Linked DNA regions of Mus musculus: regions 1, 2, 4, 5, 6 and 7 are each linked to region 3. The links are chromatin loops, found by intact Hi-C in ENCODE. Cell type or tissue: heart. All regions are shown on one strand.

Region 1 (4,000 bases), 120 kb after region 3:
TCGTGGACGACCAAACAGATCAATATGAACACGGTAGCAAGTGCCACAGGTGGAAAGAGAGGCTGCTCTTTGGCCCTCTGCTCAGGTAGCACTGTTCAAGTTCTTATACAAAACTGTACAAAGTTACAATTTAAATGTCTCATGGGAAATGCTGCCTTTACAAGAAAAACAATCAGGCCCAGGAGGAAGCAAGAAACTTGACCTTGACCACAGAGCCAGGGTAAAGAGGGCCAACTGACCTGATTATTGATAAACCTCAAAACGTAATATCAAAGTACTGCTAATCCACGTGCGAACATGAGATTGTTACTATGAAGAGCCGCAAACGTTTTGCTACCAAATAGCAAAACACCTTTAATAGGTTTGTTCAGTTTTACTTTCCAGGGCTCAGAGGAAATGCCAGTCTAAAACCCAAACCTACACAGCACAAAACCCCAAGAAATCAAAGTTAGCTCTGTGTTCATGTATCTCAAAGGGGAAGCCCACTATGTAATAAAGGTGAACTGATTTCTATTGCTTTGAAAAATAATTATCATCTCTTGGTAGGGGGGGAGGGTGAAAAAGAAAAATTAGTCAAAATGTTCTCACTCATATCGCCTGTGACCAACCCCCTTCACCCTGCCATGCCTGGGCCATCTTCTGCCAGTTCCCTTGTGGACCAGAGTCAATATTCTCTCCTAAAGAGCAGTCCAACGCTTGATCTTACAAAGCGTGTCCTCCCTAGCTGTCACATGGGGTCCCATGTGACAAGGGCCCATTACAAAGTGGCCTGAGCATAGAGGGAGCTGACTTCACCACTCCTCAAGTCTCTACAAAGGGCTTTTAAAAAATGCCGCTAATTCAAACGAGCCCAAGGACAGCGTCTGTTTTTATCTGGCAAGTTGTAGCTGGTGTTTTTGCTAGAGATTGAGCGATCTAAGGCATATGCTACTTGCGGTGGTATCTTCTGAAACAAATATAATTTTATGTTGCTCATAGAAATATACACCTGCCCTTGGGGCTGCCTGCCGTTTACTAAGGATTTATAAACATTTGAAATGTGTGGGTTGAGAAGAGCATATGACAACTATAACCTCGAAATGATAAATTTAATATAGGAGAGAAAATGTAGATAGGATTAAATGACATATGTTAGGAATACTAACCACTTCCCTTTAAAATTGACATGGAAAAAAATAGCTGTAAATTGGATTTTAAAAATCATATCTAAGTCTTCCCTCAATATCACTGAAGAATATAAAATTCTTATAATTATGGTTGGTTTTGTATGTCCCCCCTTAACTTATATAATAGGACACACAGAAAAGACAGCTCTAAGAAAGTACTATCTTTTGAGGTTCAAAGCAGTCAAAAGAAAATAAATTTCTCCAAAAAGAAGAAATATTTTAAATATTAATATGCATGCGTGTGTGTGAAATTTTTAGTTCTCTAATCCATTTCTTATATTCAGTGTTTAAAACGTAAAATTCATAGCACCCCCAAACCCCCACCCCCTGCACTAAATTCGGCAAAATACATCCAAGAATGCTCGGAGCGTTATTGTATTTTACCACAAGAGGGCGCTAGAGAATTCCGATCCTTTCCAAGGTCTATAAAATCCTTTAACTGCTACTTTATAGACATTCAATTACAACAGGCCATAATACATTAAGGCATTAAAATATACATATATCGCAGCATATGCCACAGCACACGCTGTACGAGTGTGCTCTCCAGATGATCGCCGGCGCCAACATCAAAACAACGCTCCGGCTTCTAGTGCTTAATGTAAGATTTTACTCTCCAGCCCTCCCCTCTCCGAAAGGCAGCTCTCTTGGTGAGGTGATCCCCTTGGAATGGAAAATATCAAGGCATGTGATAAATACACAGTGACTGGAGGGTATGACAGGGCAGAGGAAGGTAAGGCCTGCTAGAACTGAAATTTATGCAGTTTGGAAAAGGGAAGACTCTGGGGATAAATGTTCGCTGTCTTTAATACCTTCTAAAGGTAACACTATAAATGAATTAGGGGAATTATTCAGTCTCAGAAGATGGTATAGAAAAGAGCAATGGCCTGAAACCAAGGAAGGGAAAGTTTAGGGAAGACATGAAGGATAAATTACCAATAATAGTTGGGCGGGAAAGATGTCCTGCAAAGGAAAGACCCAAACTGTAATGGCTATATTTGATAATTAATTAAATGAGATATTAGCAAGAATGATGTGAATTCATTAGATGGGCTACATTAGATAACCCAGATACCCCCCACCCTGAGCTCTGACAGTCTCTAGGTTTCAGTCTGTTGCTGGGTGTTGGAGAATGTCTTTCTGGGATGACAGTGATTGTCTGCAGAGAGGCGAGCACGTGACAGCAGTTAACCCCATGTTAATAGAATAAAATCCAAGGCTTCATTGTGAAATGACATAATTATAAAATTGTGCCTACATTCCAAGTCATTCTATGAAAATATGCAGTGCCATGTAAGTTACAGGCTAACACTTTTTAAAAAAATCTGCAAATGTCCCCTGAATAAACAATTTCCCCTAAAAAATCCCAATATTTTACAAGCCAGAGATCCTATTCTGCCTAATAGGATCTATTTCTTGCTAGCGTATTTGGGCTCAAGTCCCTTAGGGCACAACATTAAAATGGGCAGGAGGGGGGCGTGGATTCTAGAATCTGAAAAGCAGGCTAGAGCAGACAGGGAACAGAGTTTGTGAATTCAACCATCTTTGCCTAGTCCACCATAATATTATGGTCTAGCCAGAGTTTCAGTACTAGTTAACTGATCTCTGTCTCTGTCTCTCTCTCCCTGTCTCTCCGTCTCTCTCTCTCTGTCTCTCTATTGTCTCTGTCTCTCTCTCCCTCACTGTGCTAGAGATCAAACCCAGGGCCTCATACACTCTAGGCAAAGGCTCTATCCCTGAGCTATATGTCCAGACCAAAGAAATTTTGTTTTTACTGCTTGAATCTTAGGTCAAAAGAATTTATGGCTAACAGGGAAGCAATGACTGCCAAAAGTATGAAGAGCTGAATATATGTATATATGCATGTGTGTATGTATGTGTATGTATATATGACCTTGGGGAGTCATTTGTGCTCAAACTAAATTTTTCTAAATGTATGTGAATATTAGACTTGGAAGTAAAAATGGCCAATGTGGAACTTGGAGAAGGACAGTCTAGTCGTTAAGATGATACTGAGGGTTTTAGAATTCTAAACATGATTGCCATGGGCGCAATAACAAACCCCGGGGTGGTGAGACTGTCTCTGCAAAGCAAGTGCTATGTTGAGCCACACTGCATTCACAGACTCTGAGAACAAGACAATTAGGCATGGTGTATGAGATTCTGCAATCAACAGCCTGTGGAGACATGAGCCTTCCCTGCTTCTGATTGGTGTCTACACAAGCACGCACAACACCATGCAGTAGCAACTGAAACCCTGTGAGTCTGCCACCACCCAAGTGACCACACTGGCGTCCTTAATAGTTATTTATTGTACGAGGAAGTCATCACTATTAAACTTGTTACTTGTTGATGAGTTTAGAATTTGGAGAGAAACAAAAAATACTCCAGGCATTGTGTAAACAATCTCCTCTGCCAAATCACTCTTGAAAAATCAGCCCCCCGCACTTAAAAGTTGTGACTGTTCTCCCATTAATTGGAGGACAAGCCCAATAAATGTTTGACCTTTCTGGAAAAGACTTCCAAAACCACTTTGGCCAGAAGTCAAATATTCCTTTCAATTTCTCCCAGAACACTGCAGGGCCAAGCAACTGGGGCTCACTGTGGAGCCAGCCCTGCATCAAAAACACTTGACTGTGTGTCATACACTGCATGGTGGGGGAAATTTAAAGCTCTTCTCTTCAGCTAAGTGACTGATTCCCTACAGGAAGGACTCACATCCTACTTCCCTTTTAGATCCCGTGTGCTAAGCCCGTGTCCGAATAAGGGTATTTGATAATAGAGATATTCAATAACAAACCCTTCGTCAGTAGTATATTAAAATCTATGAAATG
Region 2 (4,000 bases), 230 kb after region 3:
TGATTTCAATTTGATGTGGTACTACACACCTGTGACTCCGTCTTTTGGGAGCTGAGGCAGAAAGGTCATGAGTTTCAGGCCAGCCCAGGCTAGCAGAAGACTGTCTATAAAAATAATTAGGAAAAAGATTGAAACAAACAAACAAAAACCATCAAATATGGCAACTGCAAAGTAATAAAACTGATGGCTCAAAGCCAGTTCTAGATAGATAGATAGATAGATAGATAGATAGATAGATAGATAGATAGATAAACAAGACAGAAAAGAAAAACTGAACCAGGCAGTGGTGGCACACGCCTTTATCCCAGCACTTGGGAGGCAGAGGCAGGCAGATTTCTGAGTTCGAGGCCAGCCTGGTCTACAGAGTGAGTTCCAGGACAGCCAGGGCTACACAGAGAAACCCTGTTTCGAAAAACCAAAATGAAAAAAAGAGAGAGAAGGAAAACTGAGCTTGACCTTGTACTATTTTTGAACTGATGAATCAAACTTTAATTAAAGGAGCCTAGACACCTTACTTTATATGTAATGTTTGCTGAGGCTTGACGGATTCTCTTACGTACCTCTGAATTTTGATGTATTTTTAAAAGTGAATAAATGAATAAATAATACATAAATACATAAAATAATTAGTAAATAAATAAAACAATTAATAAATAAATAAGAAAACTATTTATACAAGAACCTGAGATTAGGAGTATACATACACCTGTTAGGAGCAGATAGCATAGTGACTGATTCTAGAATGCTCTGTAAGGTGCAAAGATAGAAATTCCTGACACAGTTGCTCCTTCTCTACAAATGTTGCACTTCTCCAGGGCAAGACCCTTTCCTAGGCCTCTCTATGGAGGCCAGAGTTCCCATTCCCTAAGGGAGCTGCCAGTAACAAGCAGGCTCATCTTAAATGCGTTCTTGCCAAGGTGTTAATGACAGATAATGGCTTAATGCATTACTCCTCCAAGATAACATTTCCATTTTAATAGAGTCTTTAAATGCCTAACCCAAAGGAACCCCACTGAAAAATGCAAGGACAGCAAATACCTTTGCTCTTTCCCTGGGCCTGGAAAGCATGAGTGTCCCTGAGGCCTTTCCTCCTAAACCAGGGAGCAACCTAGGCAGCCCCTACCTACCAGCCTCCGGAGGAGTTAAGTCATGAAGGCGGAAGACAAACTTGTTTGCCGACCCTATTATGGAACAAGTGTTTGTGCAGGCGTGAGAAGACCTGAGTTCTATCTGAGGGATTTGACATTAGCTGGATAGACAATCTTACAAGCCACTAAACATTTGCAAGCCTTGGTCTTCCTCAGAGGAAAGGATTAGCATCAGAAATAATGTCTCCAAGTAGTATTTCATGCTTGGCTAGGGACTCCAAGCCTGATTTGTTAGCCAGATACCTCATCTGATAAAAAGCTAGTGACCCAAGTTCCATGCCCAGAACCGGTGTAAAGGTAGAAGTCGAGAACTGAGCCCATGAAGCTGTGGCGCCCACACAGAGGCCATCACACACACACACACACACACACACACACACACACACACTCACACTCACACTCACGTCAAAAGCTCTTGTTCTGGTTGTGGAAAGGATATTCATTCCCTATAGAGAAAGCCATCCCCCACCCCAGGGAAATGACCTAAACCAACATTTAGAGTAACTGCAAGTAAGAAGCCCAATGTGGAGAAACTAGGAGACCAGTGTTGGGGTTCAGTGAGTCCAAGGGTGACCCGTGAAAAGTATTCAGAGCCTCTGCGTACAGGCGAGTAGGAGTGGCCCGGAAGACAGATTCAGGGCATCAAGTGGGTAAAAACCAGGTGTGCGGATAACGTTCAGTAAACTGCCTTTCTAATTCTCAGTGCTCCAGGAAGGAATCTCAGAGATTAAATTAAGCTGTTAACCCTCTAGGCGCTCCTGTCGTTTATTGTTAAGGAATTAATAGAAATGCGGGAATGCAGATGGCCTGGCTGTCAGCTCAGAGAGGCGATTTTTCTGATCTCCACAGACGTTTCCAGCATCTTTCATTAACCGCTCATGTACCAATTTGTCATTTTAACCTAGCAGAAAGGAAACTCCCTACCTCAAGGGCTGGTTGGGGAACCCTCCCAGGACCAGTCCTCCTGGGTGGCAGGTGCTCAGGAGCAGGGAAGGGATGTCATTTTAGGAAGTCGGTATCCCTAAGACTGGCCATCCTGGGAGCAAGCTTCAGAAGACTGTAGGAGTCAGGCTCTAGCAATCCTAGGCAGAGCAAGAGATGCCAGGAAACTACTTGATTTGCTGAGACTTGCCGGACGCAGGTAGTCAGCTCAACACAGAGAGGCGCCACCTACAGGCGAGAGGGAGATTTGCCATCTGCCCTCTGCTGCAGGATCTGAGGTCGCACCTCCTCCAGGTGCCAGCCTGGGGACATTGAGCCAATGCGCCAGACACTGTCTTAAGCCCTTGACATATACTGAATCTTTTAAAGTCCCCAGTAACCTTTTCAGATAGGTTTTTTTTTTAAATCATCATTTCATTTTTAGTAAATAAAAAAGTACAGCTTCAGGAGAATAACGTGCCCAAAGTCACACACTTAGCAAAGATTTCCGTCCTTGAGACCTGATTCAGATCTGGCATCCTCAACACAACACCTTGAGAGGCATGTCGGAGCTGGGACGAGTTAGAACTAATTCCACCTATGGTTCACAAGGGACCTGGGGGCCAAGTACTCAGCACATGGCTCTCAGTTCTGCAGTTTAGCGTCCCCATGTCGCTAAGACTCCTTTACTCACTTGGAGAGAAAAATCCTCTGCTAAAGTAAGTATAATGTTATTTCATTTTAATAGGGGCCAGCATGTCAAGAGATTGCATGACTGTCATCTTCAGCTTATAGATGACAGAGAAATAAGGGACTGCATCTTAACACACTTATTGACAGAGCAAGAACTAGCGTTAGAACCCAGGTCTACAAACCCCTACCCTGCTTGTCCCTTTGCTCCTCGCCCCATCTTTAATCTTCCATAGCTGAGACCTTGTGGGTTCACTGTCATCAGACCCACTCTCTGACCAAAATATGCTTGAAAAACAAAACACAAAGCCAGGTGGCCGTTGACTAAGACCCCACCCTCAGTAAGTCCTCTTTCTCTAATACATCAATCCTATGCAAACAGCACAGTTAGGCTTTGGAACTGTGGACCACTGATTTGCCTATGTACATAACTGGGTTTCTTCTTTCTTTCTTTCTTTCTTCCTTCCTTCCTTTCTTTCTTTCTTTCTTTCTTTCTTTCTTTCTTTCTTTCTTTCAAAGATGTACTCATTTATTTTATACATATGAGTATATTGTTCTCTTCAGACACACCAGAAGAGGGCACCAGACCCCATTACAGATGGTTGTAAGCCACCATGTGGTTGTTGGGAATCGAACTCGGGACCTCTGGAAGAGCAGTCAGTGCTCTTAACCACTGAGCCATCTCTCCAGCCCATGACTGGGTTCCTAAAGTCTTCCGAGATACAGGTCACAGGCTCTGCCCCGTGGTCCACTGAGTCAGAATCGCAATGTTCTCCTGCTGCAGTGCATGTGCATAAAGTATCCCCTGAAGAACTGATACAAAGTTACCTGGAGACAATTGCTCTTCATCTCATCGCTAGTGATCTGGGTTCAGCGAGAATGGAGAGGAAGCTATGTATTTCTAAATAGTATCTATCATCTGAGACCAGCCATTCTGGTCTAGGGACTTCACTTTAAATGACAACAACCTAAAGAGTTCTTGATGGAAGAAATGTGTGGGGTGAGGGTGGCGGGAATACCCTGGAGCAGAAAGATGGGAAAGTTATTACAGCCAGGGGTGTGTGTGTGAAAAGGTGCAGCTTATGAAATCTTGGAATCAAAACAACTAAGGTATGAATTCACCCATGTACCTGGCTTCTCTCCATCCAAGTATATTCAAATCTAAGGGCATTCACATTTCTCTAGCCTGTGGCAAAACCTGTTTGTTGTCTTACATTTCACTGTGCCCTGCCTGTCTCCGT
Region 3 (4,000 bases):
CCAGATAGCTCAGGTGGAGAGAGCACAGGGCTAATGAGACCAAGGTTACAGGTGTTATCCCTAGATAGGCCAGCTGGTGTGCACAGTTCTCTTTTATGTCTAGCTGACTGCTTCTCTAACCCTGGTTAGCTGGTCTGAAATCCTCAAAAGGGATTGCTAAGCAGGAGAGAGTGGGTCACATGGCAGAGACACCCCTCTGCGCCCCCCCCCCCCCCCGCAGTCCTTACACAGCATCAATGGGCTAGCTGGATCTCTGTATAAAGAGAAATGCAACTGGTCCCTCTGACAGTAAACCGCCCGCAACCCTGGTGAATCACGCTCTACCATCTTGGATACTGAAATGCCACATTTAGAACACTCAAGAGAGCAGCATTGACATCTGTCACAGGACAAGGTCCAGGGCTCTCCATTTTTTGCTTCCTGCCTGCTCTGAGTTCTGTCTCCCACTTCAAACCCCACCTCCGTGTTTCCACCCCACTGTGAGCTGTCAGGATGCTACTCCGGAAAATGATCTCCAAACCGGAATGAGATCCACTGCATCTCCTTGTTCCAGATAGAAATGTCATTTCTCACCGTGACTGAAGACTTTTCTTTTATCTCTTATCAAAAAACCCTGCCAGTCTGTCCACACAACCTGGAGAACAAATATGTTTTTGATCCCTCTGTGAACAAACCGGGCTAGGCACCTGCACAGCCCTCGGTGGGTGGGGGAGGGGTGGCTGGCCCTCATCCTGACTCTGTGCCAACTCCTGCTTGTGGAGAGAGAAAGCAAAAATGATTGATTCAACATCTTAATGAAGATAAACAAACAGAAAGGGACATCAAATAATGGCCCTGACAGTTTGAAACAAACCAAAAGAACAGCTTAACATTTCATTCAGGAAGAGACGCATTTCACGTGGGGATGACAGTTTAATAATTTGTAAATACCACTGGCTTGGCATTATAGCTAATCCAAATATTTTCATTTCTCATTGTAAGTCACCCTCTGCTGATGGCCTGTCCCCTTCAGCTCACAGCTTTCACCCTTGGAGTCTTGACAGAAGGCGGAGAGGAGTAGAAGAGAGGGGCTCGCAGGTTCTGCATGGAATGTGAGTCACGTGGTCAACTTCCTGTCTATTTTCTGATTGGGAATGCTCCAGGGTAAGACCACTGGCTTGCCTGAAGAACCCACTGCCTTCTTTTTCACCTCCCCTAAAAAGTATCAACTCTCTTCAGACTGTATTCTTAACGCAAAGCATCTCAACCTGTCTACAATGCCCCCTCCCTGCCCTCCGACTCTGTCCTAAAGACCCCCCCCCAGTCCTCAAGAAAAGAGTCAGTCATCTAAAATGTGTTTTGTGGTTCTAATGCTCTACAAAGAAGGCCAGCCTTGTGAATGCTTGTGCCTAAGCCACCCTTGGGTAGGCATAAAGGAGAAGCAGGAAGTTGGGGTGGCAACTATAAGGAAGGATGACCAAGAATCCTTTATGTTAGCCAGGACATTGGTTTGTTCTTAATGAAAAATATCCATGGAAATAGGGGCAATGTTGTTAAGTCATTTGGAAGTTTTAAGAGTAAAAGCTAGTATATGTAATTATGGAAGAAGAGCCAAAGGAACACTGTTAGGCATACATAGGCTTTGGGCTTAAAAAAAAGAAAAAAAATATCACCCCATCAATTCATACAGATATATATATGTATGGGAAGACCTGTCACATCAGCCCAGGCACATATATGTATATATGTATGTGTGTGAGATATAAATATAAATTTACTTATATATATATATGTAAGGGAAGACCTGTCAGATCAGCCCAGGCAAGAGACCACACTGGACGGGTGTGACAGGCAGGGGCCCAGAGCGAGAAGCTGCAGTTCTGAGATTCCTCCACAGGGAAGCAGTATGAGATCAGGGTTTAGACGGAGGGAGGCAGCCCCAGCTCCACCGGCTTCCCTGGCTCCTTCTCCCTTCTCCTAGCCCTTGGCTAGGGAGGGCTGTGAGCTAACTAGCCCTTCATTCTCAGCCCTATCCCTCCTTTCTCTTATCCCCAGCTCCCGGCATAGTGCTCTGTCTGTCCCAGCTAGGACTTGTGCATTGTGGGGTAGGACGGAGGGGATTCTACAAGGGCTCAGCGTTCCCTCCTTGAGAATGTGTTTGATCTCGAGCTGCAGGCAGGCACAGAGGGAAGAGCTTAACAGTAAGTCAGGTTTCATGCTGGTCTTGGAGGCGTGGGTCCTGATAACCTCTCTGGGGCTGTCAGATCAGTGGCTTTTGACATTCTTCAGAAAAGAGTCAGTTTACCTTTGGTATGCTGAAGGAAACAGAACGAGTGAACACTTGGCTTTGTTTGAAATACCGAAAGCAGTACAACTTTATGGGTAAAACCCTGAGCAGAGAGCTTACAACCCAGTCACTGTCTTGACAGCACCCTGATTGGTGCGTGGCAGCAGGAGAGGCATTGCTTACCTCTGACAGTTACAGACTAGAAATAAGAGAAGACATATTTCTGATAAGTCTTAAGGTCTAGCCTGGGGATGTAGCCTACTTGGTAGGATGCTTGCCTGGCATGCCCAACGTGCTGGGTTGGGCCCCAGCTTTGGATAAAACTAATTGTGGTGGAGCACACCTGTAATCCCAGCACTTGGAGGCGGAGGTAGGAGGATCAGAAGTTCAAGGCTGTCCTCATCTATACTGTCAGTTCAAAGCCACATTAAACAACAACAACAACAACAATGGTAACAAAATCAGTAACAATAACACAACCCTAAACCCTTAAGATCTATGCTCCTTATGTAGGCCTGGTATAAAATACTGAATATTGTGATTATGCTTTTTATCCAGTTTAAAAAAAAATTACATGTCTGAGTGTTTGCCTGCATATGTACCATGTGCATGTCTGGTGTATATAAAGGCCAGAGAGGGTGTTCGATCCCCTGGAGCTGCAGTTACAGATGGCTGTGAATCATCTTATAGGTTCTGGGAACTGAACACAGGTTCTCTGGAAGAGCAGCCAGTGCTCTTAACCCCTGAGCCATATCTCTAGACTGTAGATGTTCTTTTTTATATATATAATTAATTTTAAATTAATGAATGGGATTGTATATATTTATCATGTACAACATGGTATTTTGAAATATGTAAAAAAAAAGGGGGGGTTAATTTGTGGTGTTGACAGAACCGTGGGTCTTATACATGGTAAATGAGTAAATTATTTTTTTCAAGACAGGGTTTCTCTGAGTAACAAGCCCTGGCTATCCTGGACTCACTCTGTAGACCAGACTGGCCTCGAACTCACAGAGATCTGCCTCCCTCTGCCTCTGGAGTGCTGGGATTAAAGGTGTGTGCCACCATGCCCAGCATGAGTAAATGTTTTTAAGATAGAAGAACTTGACCTTTCTTAGTAGATGCGAGGGTGAAATCCTATAATCTGAGCACTGGGGAGATGGAGGACCACGAGTTTGAGGCCAGCCTAGGCTATATAGCAAAACTCTGTGGAGAGAGAGAGAGAGAGAGAGAGAGAGAGAGAGAGAGAGAGAGAGAGAGAGAGAGAGAGACTTTTCTTTTGATAACAGTTATTAAAAAACTTCCTAGGAAATTTAAGGTTTGAAAATCTGTCTCATACAATAAGCAGAAATTCTAGTTCCAAGATTTCACATACCGAGAGGGCGCAGAAAGCAGAGAGAACATGAAGGACGGAGGGCCAAGGGTCCCTATAATATATCTCAGGTAACCTCTTACCACATATTTCATTCCTTCCTTGAAATATTTCAGAACTTAAACTTTTCTTTCTTTGCCAACGTTGAGGAAGGTGCCCGGCACTGACTTGTTCACCTGGATCCCATTTTCCCCCCTTCATAGCCGTTCTAAGTCATTTTCAGACCCTTTAAATCAGTTACCTTCCTCCTAGGGAGCCATGGTAGAGAGTAAGCAAAAAACCAGAGAGGTGGGCCGGAGAGATAGGTCAGTGGTTAGGAACCCTGGCTGGTTTCCAGTGGACCCAGATCCTATCCCCAGCTC
Region 4 (4,000 bases), 52 kb after region 3:
TCTTGTCTAGAACGTTCTTTCAGTCTTCTCTTAAGGTTCAATTCAAAAGGCAGCTACTCGGACCAAAGTGACTTTCAAAGCCCCTGTGTGGAATAATGGGCCTCTCTTGTACGTACTTTTAAAAATTCTACAGTAATAATAATAATAATAATAATAATAATAATAGTATTTTAGTACTAGAGCAGCTGTGTTTGGGTCTGGGTGATAAGCCTGGAGTCTGGAAGATTCAGGAAGACAGCTGTCACCCTTGACAATTTTGGATGCTACATCCTCCAACAAAAAGAATGCTTCGTGCAAGGAACTGAATTAGTTGGAAAAAAAATCATCTCTCAATGTGTGACGTTTCAATGCTGCAGACAGTGGGAATTCTGTTTTGCTGACCAAGAGAGCAGTGACCCAGACATGCCTTGTAAGAAGAAATGTGGTTCTGCTGTACCCCTTGGGTACTGGACGTGCTGGTGGGAGAATCATCAAGGAATTAGCATCCTGCAGGCAGTAGGGGGCGTTCCACAGCTGAGGAGCCTGGTAGAGGCTGTGTTTACCGGTGAAGGGCGGAGCCTACAGTAAACTTAGTCATTGTTCTCGTGACCCTTAAAGTGAGCAGCACACTTGCTCCTGTGAGTCAGGCGGAAAGGTAGTGATAGAGCGGCACAGGCTGGAGGGATAAACGGGAGTCACCCTGAATCCAGACTTCTAAATTAAGGGGAGATTTTTTCTTCCTTGTTCCCCTTCTCTTGTTTGTTTTGTTTCGGATACTGAGTCTGGCCATGTAGCCAGGCTGGAACTCACAGTTGTTCATCTTGCCCTAGAGCTCTATAGAATGCTGGGATTTACAGATGTGTGCCAGGTTACCATACACACAATGAAAAAATATTGGAAAATTCCACAGGATCTCCCCCAGGCAGAGAAAAATCCCTGGGGGTCATTATTCTCTTCAGAAAAGCTCAATTTCATTCTTCTTCAGAGAGTAGGCAAACCTCAGCACCAAGCCATGACACTACAGCCATGGGCTCCTTCTTATCAAAGACTTTGAGGCTTCTAATTGCCTCAACTACTGAACACAAGTGCTAGCGACATCTAAAGATGTTAGGGTGTGACTTCGTATGAGGAAGATGGGGAGAGGAGTGCAGGTGTTTAGTCTTTCATTCCGGTGGCTCAGAGAGACCTATGTGCCTGCTGGACAGCCCCAATCACTGGCTAAGGCTCACACCAAACCAGCACGTTTCTAAGAGTTTAAAGGGATCATAAAAGTGGCCTGGCTAAAGATATACATTAAAATAGGACCAGGTTATAGTTTTAAGAATAACAGAAAACTCCAACAGCACAACTTCAGAATAAAAGCACATTTGTGGGTGGGGTAGAAACCCAATTTTGAATGACTTTAATTCATGAAATTTGAACATTTACTGTATTGTACAATAGTGGCATTATGTTTTTAGTTTATTTTATTATAAAGTATTATTGTATATTTTTGTGTGATGAGCAAAGACTGGAACAATTAAAAGAAAGCATAGATATTACAACCTAACAGCAGGAAGGATTGATTTTCCTTTTCTTTGAACACTTAAAATTTCTTACCCTGTTAAAAAGCCCATAAAACAGATTTTGTGAACATATGTTTTATGAGTCAATGCCAAAATAAGAGTGGTAAATCCCTCAATCACAGACGTAATCCTTAAAGCTGACACTTAACCATTCAGCTGTGGCTTTCTCCTGCCTTCCTGCCCTTCCTCCTTTTCCATATCTAGATATTTCATTGCACATATGTACTTCTTTAGAAAGTCAGTAGAAGAGAAGCAGAAGAAATAAAACCCAGTCTGGAAGATCCAGATACTTCGTGACTTTGAAATCTGCCAGAGGAGCATGAGAAATTGAAGCTAAAAGATAATCAGATTTGATGCAATTTTAGAATACTTTAGAATCTAAACAATATTCCCTGTGCTTTCCTTTTAATGCCTACAATATTTTTTGTAAATTAATTGTAGCTAAGATGTTCTAAAATAATGAGGCTAAATGATTTTTTGAACCTTTTAAGTCTCCAGAGGTTTAAAAACAGTTAAATTGTATCTAATACTGACTTTTAGACTGGTTCATCAGCAAAGAGCTTTCACCAACAGCCAGCAGGTGGCGCTATTCACAAGCAGGGTGCAGGGCATTCTGAAAGGGCTGTGACTACATCCAATGTGTGGTTCCGATTTATGGAGTATGGATTTTAAAGGATTTTTAATGGAGCTGTCAGCACTCTGGAGCCACTTCCATTCCCATCTGTTCCCTATGAATGTGGAAACTCGGAAGTCACTTTAAAATCTGTACCTGTAGAAGAACACGGGGTCTCTTTAAAAGAACAGAAGTTAAGAATTTCTGCCTAACAATGAATTTCAAACATGCACATATAGTCAACCTCTTCCAATATTTTGGGAGAATCTTATTGCAGAATGCAGCCTTTTGTCTATTTAGGGCTGGCGTGGATCCAGGAGTTGTATACTTCAGCCCAGCTAACCTGAGCAAACTCTGAATGGCGAGCACTGTGCACACACAGTTGCCAGGGAGAAAATATGTCCGTTCTTGTCGCCAAAATTAAAACTCCCAGGTTTCAGGGGATACAGAAGCAACAAGAGGCGGGTGAACTCTTGCCACCAAGTCAACAGCTTCGGGGCTTTCGGCACAGGCTGAAATTATTTGGTTTTGACCGCCAGATGACCTCCATCTCTGCCCAGCCTGATGGACAGTGGGACCATTAGTTCTTTTTAACATGCATTCTTTTTGTGAAACACAGACACTACTCTTGCATTTGCACAGAGCAAGCGAAGACAGCAAATGAGTATCCGAAAGGGAGACAGAGACCTGTACCCGCAGGGAACCTTCTCAGTCAGCAGTCCTTCCACCAGCCTAGGGCCTGGGGCTGAAGGGTGTCAGTGTAAGCAGAGACATTGTTGTATCAGTAAAAAAATTAACTGTCTTAAGAATCTGACTCTAGACTCCAATTAGTCAAGGTTACATTTAATATATGTCCAGACTTAACAGAAATTGTTTTAAATTGCTTATATTTTTATTTTCTGAAGCATTTAATTTCTTGCTTAGAAAAATAAAAAGAAAATCACAGAGCAGAATATCTCACCTAATGTTAGTTCAGGCTCCATGCAAAATTGTTTCGTCCTATGCATTACCCGCTTAGTGAGTAGAATTTCCTGACCCTGTTACTGTGTAATATGAAACCCCAAATACATTTCATTTGTCTGTTTTTTTTTCTTTTGTATGCATGTGTTTGGGTGTGTGGCTAAAGAAATAACTTCCGACCTCATTGTTCTTGCACAAATAACCCAAGAGCTAAGCTCGGTCTCACACAGCCTATTTAGCTGAAACAAAACTGAAAGAACATAGGGACTTGTCCTCCAGAGAGAGCCATCAGAGATGTCAAAGTCGGCCAGGCAAGGCTGAGTTAAAAAAAAGAGGGGGCAAGAAAAGGCGCTTTAGGTGGAGGATAAAATTTCCTGTCGATGAATCAGTCATTCTACCTTTAAATAAAGCCCAATTCAAAGTCACATTTAATCCAATCTCTCTCTCTCTCTCTCTCTCTCTCTCTCTCTCTCTCTCTCTCTCTCTCTCTCTCTCTCCATTTTCCTGTGGCTGTGACTGACAGAATTGCATTTGTCCCAGCCTCTTCTGATTTTCCTCCTGGGATAAGTGATGAGCTATGCTGCGGGGGAAAGGAGGAAACATCTGCTTGGCTTTCTGAAGCTGGCACAGGGACCTGCAGTGTGAATTGCAAATGCCACTTTCACAAACAGGTCTCCCACAGGAATCCTGCTAAAAAACATGGCTCTACTGGGGGTGGGCGGGCGGAGGGGGGGGGGCAACAGCTCTGGTGAGTGATGTGAAAAGTGGCTCTTCTCTCCAGCTATCCCAAACAATATGCGTGCGTGAGCACACACACAAGCTTTGCCTGTAGTGGGATTTAATGGATCCCAATCTGATAAAGAGGAAAAGTACCTGTGCCTTG
Region 5 (4,000 bases), 110 kb after region 3:
TCACCAACATTCTCCTATGACAATAATGGCTCCTCTACTGACAACCTGGCTTTTAATGGCTGCAGGGTATTCCATCACGAGGCTGCACTGTAATTTATTAAACCAATCCACACGTAATTAAGCAGTTAGGCTCGGCCAGTTCCTTGATCCTCGAGGAGCCTGATTAGCTGATTTCCTTAGAAGATACCCCTAGAACCCAAACTTCTGATTCTAAAGATGTGCACATCTGCAGGAATCCCAAAAGAAATAGCTTTCAGTCTTGGAATCATAAGCCAATACAAATATATCACACCCATATGTGAAATGAGAGTATGCCAAAATACTTTAGTGGCATGCATTATAGGTTCTTTGAATGCAAACAGAGATGTATATTTCAAAAAGTGGTGCTCACTCTACGTGTTCTCTTATAACGTATTTATACTCAATAGAGTGCACAGAAAGAGTGTGGTGGTATATGTCTGAAATCTCAGCACCAGAGGTGGAGGCAGGAGGAGTATGAATTCCAGACCACTCAGGAAGACTCTACATCCAAATCACACACGCTCTCCCTCCCTCCCTTCTGTAAATTTAAAGGACCATTCTTCTACAAACCGCACTTGTGGTGGTTTCCAATGTTTCCCTGCATGGTGGTGTCTTAGCTGAGTGTCCTTTTGCTGTTTTATTGTTTGTTTTTTTTTTTCATAAGCATGCTTGAAGTACACACCCTAAAAATTGTCATATATAGTTAGTTATTCTCATATGCTCAAAACACATTCCTGGGTCTGGCGAGATGGCTCGGCAGTTAAGAGCTCCCGCTGTTCTGGCCGACCAAAGTCAGGTTCCTAGCACTTCCAGCCTCTGTGTGCACCTACGGGTAGGTGTGCACACATGCACATGCACAAACAAATCTCAAAATACATCACTAAGGAGGAGCTTATTAAGTCTAAAGGGCATTCCCATTTGCGATCTTGCTACATCTTCCCCAGTTTCCTCCTGGAAAAGCCTTGGTGCGTTTGTGATACAAGAACACTTCTTATGCTTTGTTGCCTAACACTGAGCATGATGCAATTCCAGGCACACCAACAGTTCTCCATCTCTCCTTTAAGAAGTAAACCGGGGCATCCTCAGATTCTCGGGTCTCCTTCTGAGTGTGGTTGCTCCCACACGTACTCACAGCAGCATGCATTCGCTCACCTCATTTGGAAAGCTATGACTCAGTAGCCAACTTACATGTCTTTTCAACTGTCCTGTGTGCTTTATGGAGGCCAAGATCATGTCTTAATGCTGCCATTGCCTCGGTGGGCCTCTGCCTGGATGCATATTAAGTACCAACCAATGTTTGCCAGATAACCTGCACAGGTTAGTATTGGAAATTCCAAACTGTTTCAAAAGGAAAGGCTTCAAGCTTGACTTTTAATGTCAATATTTTTTAAAAAGATTTTATTTTATTTTAATTGTGTATATTTGGGGATAGGGGGTGGGGTCTGTGGACATGTGAGTGCAGGAGCCCAGGAGAGTTCAGAAGAGAGCACGTGATCCCCTGGAGCTGGAAATACAGTGAGATGCCTGACTGTGTGGTGGGAATCAAAGCCAGGTCCTCTGCAAGGGCAGTAGATGTTTTCAACAGTTAGGGCATTGCTCCAGCCTGGACTTTAATTCTTACTATAACCTATACCCAACCCATAGATACTAAACAAAAATAAGAAGTACCCAGGACTGTTCAAGTATACAGACAAACCATTATATGTGACAGTTCAATTTATAATTCTCCATCTTTATTAATATAAAAATTATGCACATTTCAAAAATATTTATGTATGTGAGTATTTTGCCTGCACATATGTTTGTGCACCATGTGCCTGCAGTACCCTCACAGGCCAGAAGAGGGCATTATATGCCTTGAGACTGGAGTTAACAGATAGTTGTGCTCCACCACGTGAATGATGGGAATTGAACCCAGGTCCCCTGGAAGAGCAGCCAGTGCTCTTAAGCACTGAGCCATTGCTCCAGTCCCCACATTCAGAATTTTTAATTTTTATTTTTTTCCCCCTCTGGGTTAAGGTCATACAGTATAACTTTTAAACTTTTTTTTTTCTTTTTAAAAAGTGTGTGTGCTCTTTGTGTAGTTTACACACGTGTAGATGCATGTGCATAGGCGTGTTGGCCCATGGGTGTGCATTTCCTATCACTTTTCTTCCTCCATTAACCTCTGCCTTACTTGGATTCAGGGTCTCACTGATGCAGATGGACTGGCTGAATGCTGAGCCTCTGGTATTCGCCCAACTCTGTCCCCTGCTCGAGCTGAGTTGCAGAGACACTGCTCATCAGGTTTTATGTGGGTGCTGGGGATCCAAGGTCAGGCCCTTATGCTTGCTCACTGAGCCACCTCTCCAGCCACATCTTGTCCTCACATCTCCAGCAAGCTTTGACCCCCAGTGGTCGATTAGTGGGGTAGACTCACCCACCTCACTCTGCACTCGACAGTACCTGGTTTTATGCTGCATTTGCTACATTCAGGATATTAAATGGATTCTTAACGTGTGGGTTGGCTTTTTTTTTTTTTTCAGTTGGTAACTGCTCTATTGGAACACGATTCTCTCACTGTAAATCAAGGTCCATCTCTATTTGAGAGAGGCATTTGTTAGTAATATTTAAGGAAGCCAAAATGGTACAAGTCACATCTTTCCCAACTTTGACCTTTCTATTTCAGAATCCTTAGGGATGTGGAAGTGGGGGAGCTTTGCCATTTATAAGCCAGAAAGTCCCTGCTGGAAGTAGCTTCCATTTGGCAAGAGAAATCGTTCATTAATTTACTCAAACACTCTTCACACTGTCAAATTCATGGGGTATGCATCATTATTGTGTAAAAACAACACAGCACCATACATCACAAGCAAGGGAGGGACAAGTGGTTACATCATAGTAACAGTGTAGCACTTGCCACCTCCACAAGGTTTCAAAGCTCCGATACTACAACCTTTATTATAAACAGTCTGGCGAGGCACAGCTTTTTATGTATATCTTTCTCCCTGCTAGAACTGTCCTGATAATGAAGGGGAAATACATGTGTTTGTTTTAGTACATGTCAAACTAATTAAAATATATGTCAAAATCTTTCTGTCCCATATTATTCTTGAGACTCTGAAGAGTTAGTTCATTTGAAACTAGAGAAATAGGCGGGGCAGTGGTGGCCTTTAATCCCAGCACTTGGGAGGCAGAGGCAGGCGGATTTCTGAGTTCGAGGCCAGCCTGGTCTACAGAGTGAGTTCCAGGACAGCCACGGATACACAGAGAAACCCTGTCTCGAAAAACAAAACAAAACAAAACAAAACAAAACAAAACAAAACAAAACAAAACACAATACAACACAACACAACACAACACAACAAAACAAAACAAAACAAAACAAAAGAAAACACCCTAGGGAAATGGAGATAATACACAGAAAAAGGAACCACCTGGCCTGCAGGAGGGAGGCTCTATGGGTCAAATGGCCCTAGCTCTCCACTCTTCCAGAGCTTCAGAAATGTACAAGAAACAGAGGATCTGCCAGGCTGGAGATGTGTCCTCCCGCCCATGCACCCCTGCTGTTCTGACGCCCCCTCACTTAGTTCTCTTTGCCTCACCTCATCGTTTAAATGGTTTATCTAGGCAGAATTAAAACACCCTAACGCTATCGTTCACAATTCATGTGCATGTCTTTGATGCAAGACAGAGTCTCACTCTGCAGCACTGGTTAACGCAGAGACCAGGATGGCTCTGGACCCATAGAGATCCACCTGCCTCTGCCTTCTGAGTGCTGGCATTAAAGGCATGCACCACTCTGTCCAGCCCATGTGCAAATCTTAAATATTTTTAAGTGTTGGTTTTTACTCTCACGTTGACTATATGTCAGCATTCCCAGCAGGTCATCAGAAACATTCACCTCTGCTAATGTGTATATATATATATACATATATATATATATTATCATTCTCAGCTCTGGTGACCATGGCACTGGAAATCTGAGCACGGTCGGGCT
Region 6 (4,000 bases), 92 kb after region 3:
AAATTAAGATCTTCTTCATCCTTCCCTTGAAAAAAGACAACACTAAACCCTAGAAAGATCAGATTACTCCATGGTCACTCAAGAACCTTTGTAATCCCTGCCAGGTCACACCCTCATCTATCCTGTCACCCCAACACATGTAACCCTTACACGTTACCAATACCATCCAAGGTTTTGCTCATTCTTTGAAACCTCTTAAATCTTGATTGTCTGTGCACAGACTGCCTTTTCCAAGGCTTTGTTTCATAAAAGGTCCTTTTCATTAAATCCATGGCCAATCAGACAACTCCATGAAGTCATGTTTCTTGGTCAGCTTGTATACAATGACAAACTCTTACACATTTTGTCACTACTGTCTAATAGTCCCTCCAAGTCTTGTCAAAACTGTGTCTCCCTCTTTAAGAGCAGTCACACATCTTTGGTTGTGGTTACTTCAATTTATGGAGTTGGAGTTTACCTGGTAAGCCTTTGACAAATGCTTCCTGCGTGAATAAATGAGCAGCCACAGATACAGCCTGTGTAAATGCGTAAGTCAATGCCTGTGGACTGCCACCATGACTGTGAGATGGTAAGTTCTGGTGATGTGGGATTTAGGGGTGAGGAAGGGACATAACGTAAAGGGAGGGGGGACGCCTGGAGATGTGGAAGGGAGAGGAAGGCAAGAGATGGTTATCAAATGGAAGGCGGGAGGGGATGATCAAATGATTTTACATGCAAATATGAGAATATCACAATTCAGCCCAGTGTTTTGTGCAGTTAATATAAATTAATAAAAAATTAAGCAAATCAGAGGTATAAATGCATCCTAATCAAACTAGAGCCTACATCTTCTAACAGGAAACTGAGCCCCATGCTTACTGTTTCTGACAGATTAGCTTTATGGAACAGCAGAATGTTCAGTATGACATAGATATTAGGAGCAATACTGTTTTATTTAAATCTACCTAGGAGGGCTGGAGAGACGGCTTCGTGATTAAGAGCAGTGGCTGCTCCTCCAAAGGACCTGAGTTCAATTCCCAGCACCCACATGTCAGCCCACAACTGTATCTGTAATCCAAGTGATTTGAGACCCTCACACAGACATGCATGTGGGTCAAACACCAGTGCACTTAAAAGCAAAATAAATAAATCATTTAAAAAAATAAATCTACCTAAGAAGGATTATGCCAACATCCCACAAAAGTATCACTTTGATCTGCATGCACAACACACCTATAGCAACACTATAGCCTAATATATGAGCACGTGGAGTATATTTTATTTTAATGGGAGACAGGCACATGAATGTGTCCCAGGAAGGGGTCTTTTCCATTAACTTTTATAAAGACTTTCATTTCCAACTTTCATTAACAGCTGACAAGCCGGCTAAAACAGCTTTGCTCAGAGCTTAGGTTCGGGGCAAAACCCATCTTGGCAGAAGTACTCTGAGATTACACTCACCGACTGTGCGAGAATATACTAATTTGTTTTGTTTTGTTTGGAGTGTGGAGAAAAGAGGGAGAAAAGGAGAGTGGAGTCATGGACCCTGCTTCACGGTTGCCATGGCTGCAAGGCCGGCCTTCCATACTTGGATCTACCAGCAGAGTTCAGACAGGTCAACGTGTGACCGGCCCAGGCCCTGGGGTCAAAAGTTCAGGCCGCGATGGAAAAACCAATATGTCCACGCAGAGTATGCTGTACAATTTATTTCAATTTACATCAAGCCATGCATATAAAATTTAGATAAATTCCATTCAAATCTGATGTTGCCTGACACACAATGTATGCAAACAGATGTCTGTGGGGCTTTTTCTGTGCTATAGAAAACAACATTAAATTTAAAAATATGTCTCTGGGAATTCTTTATTGAATTACAAAATGAACATAATTTTAACTTAAATGTTTTCATTCTTTCTTCCAATTTTTTTTTGGTGGGGTCTTAATAATTCCTCAGTTCTCAATCTATCCTGTGTCATATTAAAGAGGATAATGTATATTTACAACTACAGCTTCAGTGTTATCGTAGTTATAGATTCTATTTATAACTCTTACCACTTTCCACAGATATTTAGTGATTGATATTTCTGATTTATCACTGGCTGCTGTGCTCATCCCCCCTCCCCTGCCTGCTGAGAACCAGCAAGGGTCATACAGGCTGCTGGATCGTCTTCCAGCCACAAGGTGGCTCCCCCCCACCCCTTCTCTCAAACCGACAGGGTACAGGCACACCTTTGCTGAGGGCTCTGGCAGACAGGGTGAAGACACTAATTATGAACTGTCAGTACCGTTCTTTTCATTGTGAATTCAATGGCTCACAAGCCAGTCTTTGGCACACTAAGTTATGGTTCACAATGGTTATTTAAAAAGAGGAGGAAGAAAAAGACCCTTATGCTCTGCTTAATTTCCCTTCAGCCATCTTTCCAAAGGTACAGCTGAGCTAACATTAGCGTAAATAAGGAAAATAACGAAGTGCTCCAGAGGGACCTAATTTTGTTGCCTAGGAATAGAGCGATGAGCTGGAACAAGGTCAGATTTAAAATGAATGCACCCTGTACTTCCCTTCCCCTCTTCATGGGCAAGTTTGCATAAGGATTTGTGGCACTGTCTTAGGAGCCCCACGTTATGCAATGGACCAAGAGCAGCCATCTCTAAATACACAAAGTTCAAAAAGAGCAGAAATTACCGCTTGTTTTTGTTCATTTGGCTGCAATGCTCCCTTCTTATGGCCTATCAAACAGGTTGCTTAGCTCGCACATAGGGCTTTTACAGGCACCATCATCTCTTTCTACAGCCAAAATGGGCATAGAGAGACGCACCCTTCATCTAATTATGTAGCAGGTCTTTCCAGAATTGTAGGTCCTGATTCTCACATATACCATTCTCTGATCTCAAGGGGGAACCACCATTTGAGTAAAGCTACACTTTCCCCATCTGTAAGATGGAGATAAAAACGGGGCCTGCTCCTCTTCATCAAGATTGGATGAATTAATACACATAAATTACTTGCAAGAGTTCTTGACACATAAGAGCCAAATGAGCAGTTGAATATCGACTTGAGCTCAGTCCCCCCTTGTTTGTAAGTACTTTGAGACACAGTTGTTCAACTAAAAGAGCGTTCATGGATTTCATAAAGACAGGAAGTGGAGCATTTTCTAGATGCCTGCGAGCTGTCAAGAAGCCGAATGATGGTGTCTGGGATCTTTCTTCCTCAAAAAAAAAAAAAAAATTAAAATGTAAGCATTTTCTCTCAATTCATGTCATTTCTTTCAATGCACTCCTTACAAAAGAAATTGATTTTCATGTCTGAAGTTTGTTTCTGATAATAGTTTAGAACAATGCACCATCTCACTAAATAGCTATATGTAATGTTTTGAACAATTCGGTTACAGTATTTATGTAGCAAACATTTTCATTTTCCTGTTTAAAAAAAGTCTCTGGAATCTTATTCATGCCAGAACAAGCCTTGTTAAGCTTCTTGTTAAATTTTAAGAATGGGAGTTCCTTGCTTCTAATGTAAATAAACATTTTGAATACCCTGTTAGGCACTGCCTTGACAATTCTCCAGTAAATTTTCAAAAGGTATAAATGATATCCTTAACTTAAACTGGCCTCTCATAATTCAACCACTAGCTAAGGTTTCTGTAGACACAAAATCTTGCATTAACATAAATCTTTGTTTGTATAAGGAACGATCTAGATAACAGAGATATAAATACCTATGTGTCGGTATGTATATATACATGTATGTTCACATATATGGTATTTTAGAGGCTCCCATCTATTTTGAAATACATATACAGAGACCATGCAAGGTAATTGAATCAATGTTCAATAGTCACGGAGCGCAGTATGACAGTTTTTAATGCTTGCTACGCTGCTATGCAACTCCTTACTCGTTATTATCCCTGTCAGCTACTCTGAGTGCCCGGCAGACAAATGCTAGCCCAAGTCTTGATCATTCATTTCTCATTGGAATTATCTCAAGCCTAACTCTCGAGAACTGCTTCTCCATGCTGTCCTG
Region 7 (4,000 bases), 230 kb after region 3:
CTCTCTACCTCTATCTGGAAGTGTCCACTTCTTTCTTAACAAGGGTATCCCATCTCAGAATAGGGGACACAGGTTTTCCCTTGGAAGCAGTGTGAGAAAGAAGGACCTGCAGGCCTGCAACTGGCTTCAGACAGGAAGCTGGTACCCTCTCCAGCAAACCTCAAGGCAAGGGCTGGACGGTTTTGCTCAGTCATGATCTAGCCCAGAGTAGCCATCTCTGCTGCAGTTTTGATCTTAGCCTTTCTCTAAGAGCTTTACTTCCGTGTTTTTGGTTTGTTTTTGTTTTTTTTAATCCAGGTCATGGTGGTGCATACCTTTGGTCCTAGTACTTGGGAGGCAGAGGCAAAGGATCTATGAGTTTGAGGCCAGCCTGGTCTATAGATGGAGTTCCAGGACAGCCAGTGCTACACAGAGAAACCCTGTCTCAAGAAAAACAAAAAACAAAAATGAAACAAACATATATGTGTGTGTGTGTGTACATATGTGTGTGTGTATGTATATGTGTTTCTGTATACAGAGACATATATAGAAATAAGTGTATGAATATACCTATATCGTCATGGGTATGTGTGTGAGCCTACAAGAGTGTGTGTGCACCACACACAGGTATGTTCATGGTACTGTGCCGACCAGTACAGGGCCTTGGATCCTCTGGAGCTGGAGTTAAAGATTGTGAGTGGTGGAAATCAAGGTTGGATCCTCTGCTGAGAAGTAAGTGCTTTTAACTAATGAACCATTTCGACAACCCCATGAACCATTTCTGCAATGAAACCATACTGGAATGAGAAAACTCTCTCCACCTTCCCTAGCCATAGGACTTGAACAAACACATGAACTTATCTAAATCCCAACTTTCCCACTGAAGAACTCATATGATAACTTAAAAAGGGTTTTGTTTGTTTGTTTTTAAAGGGAGCTGGAAAGCCGGGCAGTGGTGGTGCACACCTTTAATCCCAGTACTTGGGAGGCAGAGGCAGGTGGATTTCTAAGTTCGAGGCCAGCCTGGTCTACAGAGTGAGTTCCAGACCAGCCAGGGTTATTCAGAGAAACCCTGTCTCTAAATAAATAAATAAATAAATAAATAAATAAATAAATAAATATAAAATAAAATAAAGGGAGCTGGAGAGATAGTTCTGTGGTTAAGAGGACTTGCAGCTCTAGTACAGGACCAAAGTTCAGTTCCCAGCACCCACGTAGTGGCTCACAACTCACAACTGGCTTTAACTCCAGTTTCAGGAGATCCAGCACCTTCTTCCAGCTTCCAGGCACAGCAGCACACAGATAGTGTGTGTGTGTATGTGTGTGTGTGTGTGTGTGTGTTTGTGTGTGTGTGCAGGCAAAACCTTCATGCACATATAATATAATTAAATCAATATTGAAGTTAAAATAACCTCATTTATATAAAAACCTTAATAAGATATATAGTCATATACAGATGTTGGAATTTATTTATTTTAGTCCTAGCAACAGGAAAAAAATTTTTTGAAGAAGAATGTCACAGATTAGCTCAAAATTTGACCCAGAAATTGCACTTTTAGGAACTCATCTTACAAAAATGAGCGAATGGATGCAAAAGGGAGAATGTGTGGGGAACTTTCCCACAGGCTTGAGACATGTGAGACGTCTTTAATCCTGTCCGTAAAGGACTGAGTAAATGGGAGAGGTCTCTATCTAGTGCATGATAGTGCACAGTAGTCTGAAAGAACAGGGGAAATGTGCATCTTAAACTCTTCAAGTTCTGGTGTGAACTCTTAGCATCGCTCTTATGAGTGGCACGCGGTTATCCCATCATGAAGGACTTCAGTGTTCATGAGATAATCAAGTTAAGAGCGGCCATCGAAAAATGTGTCCCACTAACCCTCAGGATATTGCCCAGAGCTTTAAGTGAATAATAGTTGTATTCCATTTAATGTATGGCGGACACTTCTTTATGCCAGTACCTTTTAATTTTATAAGTTAAAAAGCTACAGCTAATAAAATAGCGGCCCTGGATTCTAATAACAATTCTCATCTAATGATGGGAAGGAAAGAAAGAGATTTATGACAGGAGAAAGAGAAACTATTTATAGTTGAAGTGTGTTCTCAGAAATACAAATCCATAATATTCTAGCAGTGTAAGTGTAGCCTCCCGTTTGAAGTTATAACAGCCCTAAACCGGGAATCAGGATCCAGCAGTATTGTCCCAATGCCACCATTAACTTAGTACATGACATCAACCTAATCACTTATCTGGGCCCCGGTTTCCAGTTCCAGAAAATTAGAGTGTTAAAGCACACGTTCTCAGAGGTCCCTTCAAGCTGAGAATTCTGTACTTCTGTGAAGTCAGTTTTCAAAGATTCAATAAAGGATGTTTATATATAATTAAAGTCCCTGATCATTTCTGGCAATAACCGGAGGATTTTAACAAGGCCTTAAACACTCATAGGAAGAGAAAGCTCACTACAAAAAAAAAAAAAATTTTTAATTTAAACAAAAAAGTTCCTGCCCTCAAGAAACCTATGATTTAAAAAAGAAAATAAGACAGCTAAATCAATAGAAATATGAAGTACCCCGCTTTACAAAAAGAAATGTACAAAATGAGATTGTTGGAGGGATCAGCAGGACTCGGATTTATCTATGCTCCCAGGAACATCAGCATGTCTAGAGGGGTCAGAAACACTCCAGGGATAGGACAAGGGGACAAAGGGTGAGTGGCCCATTTCTCCACCCCTGGCTTTGTCAGAATGTCTCTGTTCTCATGTGTATCAGGAACCTCAGAAATCTAAGACTTTATAGTAATAAGGCTACGACAGCAAAGCCCGGCTTAGGCGACTTCTCAGTCATTTCCATCCACAGAACCCCAGGAGTCTGAGTCTTCATACCCTGCGTTCCATTTTGCACACGCATAGGAAATGAACATCGTTATTTTGTGATGTGGCTAAGGAGTCTTACGAGCAGCTATGTGACATGCTCAGATTTTCCTGCTCTGGATGTTCTGAGCATAGGCCATGGCCATAGTCACAAAAGAATTAAACAGGGGCATGAGGAAGGCCGGGGCATCATTAAAAAGGTCTGTAAGATTCCTGGGATACCACGGAGAAGCTGCCAGTTTGGTCTTTGAAGTAGAAGACTGCACTATATAGGCGTGATGAATGTTGCTTGACTGACTGACTGACTGACTGAATGAATGAATGAATGAATGAATGAATGAATTCTGCTTCCAGTTGACCAGTGGGCTCTTCCTTGGTACCTCAGCTAATCTTATCCTTCTTGGCCACTCTTTTTTTTCCCCAGTCAAATCCCCTAAGATCCCTTTCGTCTCCAGATCTGCTCTTTCCCCAGACTGATCGTCTCTAGGTAACTAACCTTGTGTGTGATAATGAGGTCAGCCAGGGTTAATACTATGATGTGATTCTTTTAACAATCGCTTTTCTCTTGGACGAGAAACTGTTTCCTGGCCTGATAGACTCATATTTTTAATAGTGAACATATTATGTGGGCACTGGAAGTCCCGGGGGAGTTGGAAAATGGTGGGCAGGAGAATTCTAAAGGCTTCTGTCTGAGGACTTTCTAAAGCAACGTCACCCACTGGCATAGATTATAATCATAGAGCCTCAATGGCAAAGCATTTGGATACTAACACTGAGGGCCAAGAATGACGCCACTCCATGGTAGAATACTTGCCAATCATGGAACAGGGCCTTGGGCTCTATCCCTAACACCAAAGCAAAATAGCAGCCCCAGTTGCTGCTGCAGCAGCAGTAGCAGCAGCAACAACAACAACAAACAACAACAACAAGAACACCTACCCTGAGAGTGTGGTCTCTAACATGGTCCAGTCAAAGAGATGAACTTTGGTCTGCCACAGGAATTTGGAGTTCTCTGATGACAGACTACCCTAAAGAAGAGTTGGTAATGTATTTGGTGAGCATGGATCTAAGCTGTTGGAGATGAACGGATTCATCAGAGAGATCATTTTATCGGATGAGGACACTGAGGCTCAGAGCCCCGGGTGACTGTT

What was found. Peaks named below come from ENCODE experiments on the same cell type or tissue, not always from the same donor. Only the 100,000 strongest peaks of a DNase experiment are listed, where the experiment ranks them.
Region 1: it touches region 3 in a loop (4-fold over the local background); 11 of 42 quality-filtered maps call a loop at or near these places.
Region 2: a loop joins it to region 3, with 8 times the contacts of the local background. A loop is called at or near these places in 5 of 42 quality-filtered maps.
Region 4: a loop joins it to region 3, with 2.1 times the contacts of the local background. A loop is called at or near these places in 4 of 42 quality-filtered maps.
Region 5: a loop joins it to region 3, with 2.2 times the contacts of the local background. A loop is called at or near these places in 16 of 42 quality-filtered maps.
Region 6: it touches region 3 in a loop (3-fold over the local background); 8 of 42 quality-filtered maps call a loop at or near these places.
Region 7: a loop joins it to region 3, with 2.0 times the contacts of the local background. A loop is called at or near these places in 5 of 42 quality-filtered maps.

What each region holds. Positions count from the first base shown.
Region 1 is chr11:96,550,907-96,554,906 of GRCm38, reverse strand. All of the region lies in intron 4 of Skap1 (src family associated phosphoprotein 1), which reads right to left. Among named protein-coding and RNA genes, the nearest start is that of Gm38960, 13 kb to the right of the region's middle. In heart, CTCF peaks have their summits at 1,342 and 1,552 (motif pointing right); no DNase peak of the experiment used is centred here; H3K4me3 peaks cover 296 bases; H3K27me3 peaks cover 3,112 bases.
Region 2 is chr11:96,437,275-96,441,274 of GRCm38, reverse strand. No RefSeq gene overlaps it. Among named protein-coding and RNA genes, the nearest start is that of Gm11529, 25 kb to the left of the region's middle. In heart, a CTCF peak has its summit at 2,331 (motif pointing left); a DNase peak (open chromatin) is centred at 2,324; H3K27me3 peaks cover 2,745 bases.
Region 3 is chr11:96,671,903-96,675,902 of GRCm38, reverse strand. The region is part of intron 4 of Skap1 (src family associated phosphoprotein 1); the gene reads right to left. Among named protein-coding and RNA genes, the nearest start is that of Snx11, 100 kb to the left of the region's middle. In heart, a CTCF peak has its summit at 1,880; no DNase peak of the experiment used is centred here; H3K4me3 peaks cover 332 bases; H3K27ac peaks cover 378 bases; H3K27me3 peaks cover 113 bases.
Region 4 is chr11:96,619,520-96,623,519 of GRCm38, reverse strand. The region is part of intron 4 of Skap1 (src family associated phosphoprotein 1); the gene reads right to left. Among named protein-coding and RNA genes, the nearest start is that of Gm38960, 81 kb to the right of the region's middle. In heart, CTCF peaks have their summits at 502 (motif pointing right), 1,908 and 2,126 (motif pointing right); no DNase peak of the experiment used is centred here; H3K27me3 peaks cover 2,645 bases.
Region 5 is chr11:96,562,154-96,566,153 of GRCm38, reverse strand. All of the region lies in intron 4 of Skap1 (src family associated phosphoprotein 1), which reads right to left. Among named protein-coding and RNA genes, the nearest start is that of Gm38960, 24 kb to the right of the region's middle. In heart, a CTCF peak has its summit at 1,852 (motif pointing right); no DNase peak of the experiment used is centred here; H3K27me3 peaks cover 466 bases.
Region 6 is chr11:96,580,365-96,584,364 of GRCm38, reverse strand. All of the region lies in intron 4 of Skap1 (src family associated phosphoprotein 1), which reads right to left. Among named protein-coding and RNA genes, the nearest start is that of Gm38960, 42 kb to the right of the region's middle. In heart, a CTCF peak has its summit at 2,148 (motif pointing right); no DNase peak of the experiment used is centred here; H3K27me3 peaks cover 788 bases.
Region 7 is chr11:96,443,164-96,447,163 of GRCm38, reverse strand. Gm11529 (predicted gene 11529) reads left to right here. Exons shown (of 3, transcript NR_033524.1): 3 at 1-265. Among named protein-coding and RNA genes, the nearest start is that of Gm11529, 19 kb to the left of the region's middle. In heart, no CTCF peak of the experiment used is centred here; no DNase peak of the experiment used is centred here; H3K27me3 peaks cover 751 bases.